Regions from separate parts of the Mus musculus genome. Here regions 2 and 3 are each linked to region 1. Evidence: chromatin contacts called from ENCODE Hi-C or POLR2A ChIA-PET data. All regions are on one chromosome and are shown on one strand. Each heading gives the region's core, a stretch centred on a gene start or an enhancer-like site at or near the end of the contact. The rest is flanking DNA. Distances are from core to core; before and after follow the strand shown.

Region 1 (3,731 bases), core at 882-3,381:
GTAGGGGCTCTGACCCGAGTTCTGCTACTAACTCAGTGGGTATCATAACAGTGTCACCTGTCCTCTTGGGATGTGACTTTACTCACCTTCAAAACAGGAGCATAATTTCAAGTTACCTAAATTCTCATGGGGTCTGGAGAGATGGTGGAGTGGAGAGCACTCGGTATGCACTCGGTATGTCAGTATCAGGACCTGGGTTTGAATACCCAGCCCCCACTTAAGAAACTAGGTGTGGCCAAGTGTGCACCTGCAGCCTCAGCTGTGTGTGTGTGTGTGTGTGTGTGTGTGTGTGTGTGTGTGTGTGTGTGTGTGTGTGGCTGGATGGATAGAGACAGGATTGGATTGCCAAAGCTTGGCAGCTGACAGCTGAGCTCCAGGTTCAGTGAGAGGCCTGTCTCAAGGGAATAAAGTAGAGAAGGACACAGCAGGAACCCGTGTTCTTCTCTGGCACCCAAGTGTACCCCTCTTTCCAGTATGAAAGGGTTTCAGGTTGGGGAGGTCCTTGAGGTTTTTGAGAGATGTACTTTAAAGTGCTTTGAAAGGTACAAAGCTCTGTAGAAACCCGTGTTCCCACTGGAGAGTTTCTGTAGGAGTCTGAGCCAGAAAACCGCCCCCACCCCAGTGTGCGCCCAGAAGGAGACCTCACAATCAGGATCATTATGTATAGAACTCTTGCCCTCTTGCCTTTCGCGCTGGCAAACAGAACTCTGGTTAGCGGCAAGCCAAGGAGACGACGCTAATTGCTGGGTTTGATATTTGAAAAGAGAGATTATTAAGCGAGGTCTCAGTTCAGAAACTTCAAGAAGAAATGGGAGGGTGTGGTGAGGGTGGAGGGGGGGAGATTGCATTTCCTGTTTTTCTTTCTGATGGTGGTTGAAAACCATGGATACCCACGGAGAAATTCCAAAACTCATTCTTTTTCCTGCAGAGGCCTGGCCTAAAAGGTGATGGGTAGAAGTGGCAAATTCATTAATTTTTTTGTAGCTATTGAAGTGCATTTAAACTATTTAATTTTTTTTACTTTATGTGTATGAGTGCTTTGTCTGCATTTATGTCTGTATACCGTATGTGCCTTGTGGGCTTGGAGGTCTGATGGGGGTGTCAGATCCCCTGGACCTAGATGGTTGTGAGCTCCCATGTGGGTACTGGGAACTGAACCTAGGTCCTCTGCAAGAGCAGCCACTGAGCCATCTCTTCAGCCCCTCCATCTTTCTCCTCTCCTCTCCTCTCCTCTCCTCTCCTCTCCTCTCCTCTCCTCTCCTCTCCTCGCTTCTCCTCTCCTCTTCTCTGTTCTTCTTTCCCTTCCTCTCTCCTTCTCTCCCTCCTTCCCTTCCTTCTTTCTTGTTGAGATAGGTTCTCTCTGTCTTTATTTGGTACTTACTGATTCAGCTAAATTCACTGACAGTAAGACCCAGGGATCTGCCTTTCTCTGCCTTCCCAGTGATGGTTTGACACCACATTGGCTTTTTCTTTTTTTAAATTTCTAATGTGTATTTTGGGGACAGACCTCAGGTCCTCTTGCTCAGGCATTAAACATTTTATGGCCTCTGGCAGTCAGTCTGTGGGTTGTGACCCTGATGGGGGTCGAATATCCAATTCATAACATTATGATTCGTGACAGTAGCAAAATTGCAGGTATGAAGTGGCAATGAAGTAATTTTATGGTTGGGGGTCAGCACAGCATGCATTAAAGAGTCGCAGCCCTAGAAAGGTCAAGAACCATGGGGCTAAAGCTGTTTCCCCGACTCTTTCGGGTCTCATCTTTACCACACTTTAGTCTTACCTCAGTAACCAATGACTGAAAAATCTAATTCCTTCTAGCTCATGGTCCATTTCCTCCCCCCACCCCCCTTCTTAGAGCTGGAGTTTGCAGGAGTCCAGCTAAATGCTTGTAAGGCAAAGACGGCCTTCATAGGTGACATCAGCTTGCAGAGCAGGCCAGAAGCAACAGAGCCCCAGGTCTGGTTTTCATTTACAGTTTGGGTCTGTCCTATGGCAGGGAGGGGAGAAGAGGGGTTTGGAGGAAGGAAGGAGAAGGAGGAGGAGAAGAAGGCAGGGGAGGAGGGAGAGAGAGGCGGGAGCGAGAGGAGGAGCAGGAGGAAGCCCTGACTGTACCCCTGGACCCTGTCCAGTTTGGAGTTCAGCCTTTCCCCAAAGGCTGCTCAGTTCTCTAGGCTCCAGCTTCCAGCGAGGATTGCAAGAGGAGACTGTGTCTTCTGATCCTGGATCCTCTGTTCCTTGGTGGAGAAGGGTTGCAGGAAGAAAAGGAGACTTAGCAAGAGAGAACACTATGCATCCTGGTGAAGCGTGATTGAGTTTAGAAGCCCAGGGACACGCGTCTTCAGGTCCGCTCAGGGTAAGTGTGAGTTTTTGCTTATTCGTTTCCTCTGTGGCATGAGGGAAACACTTCAATCAGAAGTGAGTTAGTGGCTCTTACGATCACCCCGTCACTCAGTTTTCTGGACATACTTTAGGAGTCTGCTGCTCTTTCTTTCCTTTGTGGCACAAGGGTTTCTTTAACCTGCTGAAGGTCACGGATTGTCCGATTGTGTCTAGGTTTGCTGCTGCGGGGAGTGTCCTGTGTGTCCCTGCCTGCATGCTATGCACTTCTGACTGGTGCTCTCCTCCAGCTGGCTTGTTAAAAGTCGCTTCTCCTTCCCCAGACCAGCTGCTTTGTTTGCAGAGGCATCTGATGGGAGCATAGGGCAACCTGCAGAGTGGACCCCAGAGAGAGCTCATCTCTTTGGGTTCTCCAAGGGTCATGGGTAGGGGTATACTCTTAAGTGCAGAGAGGCTGGTCAGGCAAACTGCTGTCTTCCGAGTTTGGAGAGATACTGGTGCCAGTTGCAGGGCTGGGCCGGAGCTGCTTAGCCATGGCCATCAAGGCTGCTGCTTCATCATTTTAGGTATCTGAAGTCACTGTTGTAGGATTTGTCCTTTGAGGATGCTTAAGGGAACTGCAGGCCTAAAGCATGCGCAATGTGATACTAGAGCAACTTCCCCAGTGGATAAGGCAAAGCTCGGGACTGGGCTGCCGTGGGTTGTCCAGATGAGAGGCCTGTGCCAAGTTGGGAGGCCCAAGGGCTATTCCCTGGCCATGAGGATGCTGGGTGGGGTTCAGGCCCTCTCTCACTGAGGATGGAAGAGAGTTCCTGGATGGTTGCCAGCCCATTTGGGGATCTATTTCAAGCTACCATGGGATCAATGCAAGGGTGGGGCCAATGGGAAGGGTTCATTGGAGTACTGGAGAAAGGCTAAGAAAAATGAATTTCACAAAAGCCCAGGCAAACTTAGGGACTGGTGTGGACTTCAAGAACAAGTTGTATGAGCACCAGTGGGCACACTACACCCTAGAGAAGTCATTTCTCTCCCTACCCCGAGCTGACTCCAGATGAAAACCCCAGAGTCTCAGAGCTTCAAGGGGATTCATGGGACCTGAGGACAGTTCCCAGCTTCCCAGAGCAAGCTGAAATGTGGAAAAGACTTTAAAATAAAAATCATATTGCTTTTAACAAAAACAATATGGGACCAACTGATTGCTGTAGCTTCCACTACTGGGACTTTTTGACTTCTTTCCTGGGTGATTCTGGGCTAGAAGATTCCAGTGCTGTCATCCTTGGCTTATGGGTGAAGAGAGAGAAGCTCTGAGATGCTGGACTACTGGCCGGGCCCACCTGAGTGTCTGACTTTCAGTAGCATCCTTTCCCATTGATGGAGCCATGGAGTTGATG
Region 2 (3,731 bases), core at 387-2,886, 110 kb before region 1:
GTTCAAGGCCAGCCTGGTCTACAAAGTGAGTTCCAGGACAGCCAGGGCTTTACAGAGAAACCCTGTCTCGAAAAACCAAAAAAACAAAAAAAAAACAAAAAAACAAAAACAAAACAAAACAAAACAAAAAAACAAAAAAACAAAAACAAAAACAAAAAAAAAAAACAAACCAAAAAATGCCAAGAGAAGGACGTGAGCCATGCCAGGGGCGTTGTGTGGCTTTTCTCTGGGACCAAGTATCTTACATAGTGTAGTGTGTGGTTACCCTGGCTTTATGCAGTATGCAAGCTGAGCATGTGTTCAGGGTACCTTGTGTAGGTGGAAGCTTGTGGGAACAAGTGACCAAGAAAAGGGCACCCCATTTCTGGGCAGTGATGTGGTTTTGGGGAACAGGAATTTATAGGAACACTGAATCAACATTCCCTTCCCCCACTGCAGGGTCTTAAGGGACCAGGACAACCTCTGTGGGGCCTGGTAATGAGCGATCTCAGTTGTTCTATTGGGGGCAGGTGGGAGCCTCTTCTTTCCAAAGAGGTTACTGGGTTCTGAGCTTCTTTCATGGTTACCCTCCCCAGAGAGAAAGCACCTTCCGGTTTGTTACCACATAGTTACAAGTGTACAATAAACAAAGCCAGCACTTTTATTAGATCAGAGGGAAAACCGGAAAGGGAGGGTGGAGGAGGCTCTGCGGGGGGACAGGGAGGGTGGGCTTGGGCTCAGCATCACTGTCTTCATGAGCTGTGAGAGAACTTGGCACTTCCATCCAGTGGGAAGCAGCTTAGCCGGCACCGCAGGCCAGGTCCGGTGACATCCCTCAGGGCTGCCCTCCTCCTCCCGAAGCGGCCCACAGGCCTGATCCCACGACCCGTGTACCAGGCAGGATTGATGTCAGGGGCTGGAAAGGAAAGAGTCAGAGCAGCGTATGGGACACGGGAGCCCCTAAGCTGATGGAAACCTGGGCACCAGGCCATGTTGGCACCCACCCTGATTACACTGGCTGGGCATATCTGGGCAGTGGTGTGGCTTTAGGGAATTTATTTAGACATATGCCAGGATCAGTATTCTCTTCCTGTCTGACTGTCATCCTCCAAAGTCTTAAGGGACCCCACAAAGATGGGTTAGGGGAATGATGAGGACAGGAAACAGGACCATTCTGGGGAGATCTTAACAGGACCAATCTCCCAACTGACTGCATGGTAAGGTAGCTTTTGCTTAGATCCCAGAGGCTCTCAACCTGTGGGTTGTGTCCCTTTTGTTTGGGGGGAAGGGCGCATATCAGACATCCTGCATTTCAGATATTAACATTATGATCCATAACAGTAGCAAAACTTACAACTATGAAAACAGCATCACAATAATTTTCTGGCTGGGGGTCACCACAACATAAGGATCTGTATTAAAAGTTCTGTATTAGGAAGGTTGGAAACCACTGGCTTAGGAGATGGCTAACCTCCCATTCAGGGGCTGGGTACTCAAGGCATTTGGGAAGCATATGGATGGGAGGTGACAGTGGCTGTCCTCCATATGCCAGGCACTCACTGCGGGTCTCCATGGAGTGCTGGTGGGCTCGGCTGGAAGCTCCTGGGAGGACTAAGCCTAGCAGCAGCAAGCACAGAAGCCAGGTCCTCGGTGCCATGCTTCCGGCTTCCTGGATGATGCCCTGGAGATTGGATCCTGAAGCCTGGGGGTAGAGATGCAGAGTACGTTGTATGCACAAAGCCAGGAGGGACCCTAGGTTGTTTGTACAGATGTACGTGTGTGTGTGGTGCGTGTCCGTGCCTATGAGGTGTGCAAATGCATATGTTTAGTGCACATAGCTACAATTATCAGGGGAGAGGTGTGAGCTGTGCACAGGTGGCTGTCTTGGGACATCCTTGGGTCTGTCTGTCCATCTGTGTCAAGAGCTGGGAGGTAGACACCCAGGCCTTGGTGGGAAGCAGATTTATGGGCAGCCTTGTGGTCAGCAGAGGTGGAGAACAATTTGCCCAACCTCAGAGGTAGCTAGGAGTTGGAACATATTGGAACCTCAGTGCCCAGGCTTTCCTCACACTTTGTCTGGGATCTCCTGACACTGAGAGCCAGGCAGGCAATGGAGGACACTTAGCATCCCACATCCCCAGAGAGCTCACACCTCACAGCCTCTACAATAACCCAGGACTTTAGACTCAGTTTGCTGAGACTCCAGAATGGGCCTCTCCTCACAGAGTCCCCCTGAATGACATGGGAAGGCTGCCGCCACTGTGTATGGGAACTGGTACCCTGCTGATGGAGTGTTCTGACCTACCACATAGCATCCACCTGTGATACTTCCTGCAGGGGACCCTTTTCTTCCTACCCCTGACATTTCAGGTCCTATTAGAAGATGCTCAAGGAAGACCCCCCCCCAGCTGACTTTGACGCTCCAGCTTCTCCTTGTCCACACAGCGCTGTCCATCAGAGCTCTTTAAATGCCCACCCTCTCCTCCTCCTCCTCCTGGGATGTCCCACACAGTGAAGGGGAACCCTAACTAGAGGAATGGAGGAGCCACCATGAATCATTGTAAAGACTGCACCCACTCAGGCTGGGTGATGGGGACTGAGAATGCTAACTGATCCTGAGTTCTGAGCCTTTCTGGAGGGTGCCTTCTGGGCTTTGCTTGAGGTGTCCCACTGAGGGCCACCTTCACCTGCCCTCCATCATGGACAGCCCTTGAGTGTCAGAGACCCCAGAATGGTGTGTGGTCCTAGACCACAGACCACAGGTAGTTCTCTCTGCTTGTCCTGCTTGGTGCCCGCACTTGGCTGCCCAGTAAGCCTGGCAGAGAAAACACTTGTGGAGAAGCTGGAAGTCACAGCAACACCCAGCCCTCTCCAGCACTGCCAAGTTACTCACCCTCTCTCTGTCCCTTGAGTGTGGCGATAAGGCTGCCTGGGCGTGAGGTGAGGTCTGCCTGCCTGCTTATCTTTTATAGGCCAACAAGGAGGCAAAGGACGCCCCCAGACCCCTCCTTGAGATGGCGTCTTTGCTTATAGCCTGCAGTTTCCACTACGTCTCTTCTCTCATCATCTCATCAAGACACTCCGTCTTTTTTTTCCTTTCCTTTCTTTTTTTACCTTCTTAAAAAAAAAAAAAACCCAAACCTCTCATCACTGACGTGGTTTGTTCCTTCCTGAATTATATAATTTCATTTGGGCCAAGTGGCTTTAAAACACATTAACACCCCCCCTGCCCCCTCTTCACGCTCTCCTTTGGGCAGACTCCACAGTGACGTGTCCACCCGTCCTCTCAATGTGAACTAGAATATGGCCTCTTCTGAATACTTGTCCCACCTGAGCCATGACTTCCTGGAATTGTGGCCAGGAAGTCCCTTGAACCCAGGTGGGTACCTCCTACTCTGGTTGTCCCCTCAGCTTGCTTATCCACATGCACGGTCTCTAGACACATTTTCTCTGGTTCATCCTGAGTCTATGGCTGAGAACACACCAAGTTTATTGATACAATACAATCAGAAGCCTGGCATTGTGGTACATGACTGTAACCCCAGCTCTCTGGGAAGTGAAGCAGGAGGATGGCTATGAGTTCAAAACCAGGCTGCCTCAATAAAGCAAAACAATAAAAAAATGAAAACGAAACAGAGTGTTACTTTTATTGTAAGGTAGGTTTAAAGGCAGAACATGGCAGCGCCGGTTTATAACCCCAGTGCTAAGGTAGAGAGAGCAGAGGTGTGGAAGACCCCTGATGCTCACTGGCC
Region 3 (3,731 bases), core at 809-3,308, 68 kb after region 1:
TATCTACATAAAGTTTCATCCTAGCCTGGTCTGCTCTTCCACATTGAGGACATGTTACCTTTAAATGAATCATCCAAGTAGTTATGCAACTAACTAATCAAACTGATTTTAATTTCCATATGATTCACATGAAGTTTGATTTTTTTTTTCCCCTCTCTAGGTGAAAATGCATTTTACCTGCCTCCAGATCTCAGGAAACAGTGTGATTGGTTCCAAGGGGACCAACCAGTGAAGAATGGCGTGAAGTTTGGTCACAAACAGATGTAAGTAGTTATGATTGTCAAACCAAATATCATAGCACGAGAGTAGCTGTAGAGGCTCTCCAGCCAATCCCTAGCTTCATGGATTGAGATATTGAAATATAGAAATATGAATTCCCTAAAATAGTGTGAGTTCTTAAACATTCTTTTGTATTGGTTAGCTTTGTTACATAATGAAGTACCCAGAATTTAGTAACTTAAAACAAGAATAATTTGCAATCCTGTGGGTTAGAAATTTCTGACTGGGTTTAGCTGGGTGGTCTGTCTGTCTGTCTGTCTGTCTGTCTGTCTGTCTCCCAGCCTCCTTTATGTTGATGATGATAAATTTCTCAGCTACAGACAGGCTGGTCTAACCTGGTCTTAGTGGGAAGATTCATCTCTGCTCTACATGATTTCTTATCTTCCAGTGGCATAGCCTGGGCTTGTTTGCAAGTTGATCAGGAGGGTTTTCATTAGAAAAGGACTAAATATAAGTTCTCTTGAGACATAAGCCAGGCCTAGCACATTGTCATTTTAAACCACATTTTATGGGTCAAATATGCCCAGAGCCTAGATTGAAGTGTGGCAAGCATGAACAGAGTTGGGGACTATATTACATTATACATCCTTTCCCCTGTCTCTATCCTTTCTTTTTGTCTTTTTGAGATCTTACTGACTAGTTCATGTTGGCCTAGACCTTACTCAGTAGCCCAGGCTGGTCTCAAACTCGTGGCAATTCTCCTGCCTCATCTTTCCAATGTGTTAGGATTACAAGTGTGAGCCACCCACCTCACCTAATAAGTAGATACTTGATAGTGCAAGCAAATAATACTGATTTTGTTGCATACAACTCAGTTGATTGTTTAAATTAAAACATTGTTAAATATTTATTCTTTTCCCTTTTACTTAGCACCTTTTCTTTTCCATTGAAAATGGGGTAACAGATTTATGAATAATTAATGTAATTATTTCAAATAATTCTATTTTAATATTCTGTGCAATATTTTCTTAGAGGCAGACTCTGAAAGTAAGAGCTATAGTATATGTAACATTATAGAAGGTTTATAGAAACCAGCACCTTCATGCTGTTAAACAGCAAGTTCCCTGTAGATCATAGGGTTATGACTCTATAGCATGCAAAAGTATGGCTATAGGTAATGTTTGATTTGTTTTTAACAGAAACCCTCCACATACTGCTAATTCAAGTCTTACATCCAAAGTTGTGACCACAATGAAGCCAGTGACAACGACCAAACCAACAGCAATTGTAAACCTGCCACCTGCTAAGCCAGCCCCAGCGAGGCCAGCCCCTGCTCAGCCAGTTCTTGCTAAGCCAGACCCCGCAAAACCAGCCCAAGCAAGGCCAGCCCCTGCTAAGCCAGCTTCTGCTAAGTTGGTGCCTCCTCAGCCAGTCCATGTTCAGCCAGCCCCTGCCCAGACAGCTTCTGTAAGACCAGCCCCCGCTAAGCCAGCCCCTCCTCAGCCAGCTGCTGCTAAGCCAGTCCCTGCTAAGCCAGCAGTCCCTGCTCAGCCAGCCCCTCCTCAGCCAGCTGCTGCTAAGCCAGTCCCTGCTAAGCCAGCAGTCCCTGCTCAGCCAGCCCCTCCTCAGCCAGCTGCTGCTAAGCCAGTCCCTGCTAAGCCAGCAGTCCCTGCTCAGCCAGCCGCTGCTCAACCAATGCCTGCTCAGCCAGTCCTTACTAAATCAGCCGCTGTGAAACCAGCCTCTGCCAACAAGCCTGTGGCAGCCAAACCTGTGGCCACGAACACAGCCACAGCCACAGCCAGACCTGCATTAGCAGCGAAGCCTGCTGCAGCGAAGCCTGCAGCAACGAGACCCCTTGCTGCTGCCATAAGGCCAGTTGCTACCAAGCCAGAGGCCCCCAGGCAACAGGCCAAACCAGCTGCCACCAAGCCAGCCACTACTAAGCCCTTGGGTAAGAAAGCCTGCTTAGAGACACCATCTTTTATGCCTGCATTTAATACTCCAAGGACATGGCCCTGGAAGCTGGTCTACAGGGTAGGCTGATGACCCAAGGTGGGCATAGTTACATAATAGACCTTAGAAGATGCTAGCCAGACATAGGGTTGTCCACATATTGCTTTTCTCTGCATCGTGAAGCAGTTTTCCCTTGTACAACCTCTCAAGGATGCTGGGGTCCTGAGGAAGACTGATGCTTCCTGTACGTTCAGCCCTGCTTCCCTGGCTGTAGCTTCTCTGCTGTAGAGCCCCATCCTGGTTCTCTGGCTCTTCAATATTTCTGTCCCTATCTTCCATGGTATTCCCTGAGCCTTAGGAACAGAGGCTGTGTTTTAGATGTTATCAACTAGAGCAGGACACTCCATGGTCAGTTGTTCTCCCAATTTTCTCACTGTGATGAATTGTTTCTGCTGCAAAAAGAAGCATCTTTGATGAGGGGTGAAAGCTATGCTTATCTGTGGGTATAAAGATAGGTGTTTAGAAATCACATGGCAGCATAGTAGGCTCTTCTCTGGGTCCCATGGCCTCACCATCCATGGGCAGCTGACGAGGTCCTATGATGCTCTCATCTATAAAGTTCAACCTCAAGAACCCTGTAATAGAGCCATACAAGAAATGTTTTGAAATATTTTAAGTAAGCTTATGATTTTATGTTGGGCCATACCCACAGGTATCCTTGGTTGCATTGTAGAATGTGGGCTATGCGTTGAGTGCTCCTGACTCCGAGTGAGAGAGAAAGGAGAAGCTTGCCATTTTGTTCTGGTTAGGCAGCAGAGTGGAGTCTTTTTCTCTCTCCCTCCCTCCCTCCTTCCCTTATTTCCTCCCTCCCTCCTTCCCTCCCTCCCTCTCTTCTTTTCTTTTTTCTTTGCCTGCCTGCCTGCCTTCCTTCCTTTCTTTCTTCCTTCCTTCCTTCCTTCCTTCCTTCCTTCCTTCCTTCCTTCCTTCCTTCCATACTTCCTTTTTTGCTGGAACTAAACTTGCTCCCCTTCTAATGTGACTCAGAAAGATCAAAGCTGGTCCTGTGCTAATCTATTCCTTCTTTCCAAAAGGGATGTGGTCACAGAAAGGGGCCTCACACTGAGTATTGTGGCAGTATCAGGGGTTGGTTCAATAAAGTGAGAAATGACACCTCAGAAACTCAGTTCTCCCTCAGAGGCTGACCAGCATGTTCATTCTGACCCAAGAAAAGCACTTTCCTGATTTTATGTGTGTGTGTGGAGGGGGGGGGGGATGGGGATGAGTTAATGAGACTCAGGGGGGTATAATTGTTAGCTTTTCTGAGAAGATGTAAGAAGATTCTACAGAATGTCATAATCTATAAATGAAGATGAATCTAGAATATATGTGCTCATGAAAAAGTAGGAATTATCTTTACCTATGAGCAGACAGAGAGCTGAGACAGTATGTTCTTGTCATAGCCTACAACACCATGATTTTTCATGTTTGCAATCCTAGAGCTGGTCTTGTACTGCACATGTAACTTCCTACTAGCATGCTGGAGCTTACATTTCAAA

Evidence for each region. Hi-C counts contacts between places; a loop is a spot of excess contacts on that map. ChIA-PET counts read pairs that join two places held with the same protein, here RNA polymerase II (POLR2A).
Region 2: a loop to region 1 is called in a map of left cerebral cortex, with 2.2 times the contacts of the local background. The contact joins the promoter of Prlh here to the promoter of Col6a3 in region 1. A Hi-C loop is called at or near these places in 7 of 37 maps with a recorded cell type or tissue (Patski, T-helper 17 cell, gastrocnemius and 1 more).
Region 3: a loop to region 1 is called in a map of heart, with 2.4 times the contacts of the local background. The contact joins the enhancer-like site here to the promoter of Col6a3 in region 1. A Hi-C loop is called at or near these places in 1 of 37 maps with a recorded cell type or tissue (heart). POLR2A ChIA-PET finds 5 or more read pairs at or near these places in 1 of 5 experiments (Patski).

Annotation. Positions count from the first base shown.
Region 1 is chr1:90,842,371-90,846,101 of GRCm38, reverse strand. Col6a3 (collagen, type VI, alpha 3) reads left to right here and starts at 2,131. Exons shown (of 44, transcript NM_001243008.1): 1 at 2,131-2,356.
Region 2 is chr1:90,951,013-90,954,743 of GRCm38, reverse strand. Prlh (prolactin releasing hormone) reads right to left here and starts at 1,636. Exons shown (of 2, transcript NM_001101647.1): 1 at 1,540-1,636; 2 at 732-895. The coding sequence starts at 1,636. The coding sequence ends at 732. It overlaps Mlph (melanophilin), which reads right to left. Exons shown (of 16, transcript NM_053015.3): 16 at 3,602-3,731.
Region 3 is chr1:90,773,973-90,777,703 of GRCm38, reverse strand. It overlaps Col6a3 (collagen, type VI, alpha 3), which reads left to right. Exons shown (of 44, transcript NM_001243008.1): 39 at 161-263; 40 at 1,419-2,173. Among named protein-coding and RNA genes, the nearest start is that of Gm41918, 12 kb to the right of the region's middle. Within about 2 kb of position 2,058, at least 1 of the 3 ENCODE cell types and tissues checked has a DNase peak (open chromatin) inside an H3K27ac peak, as active enhancers do.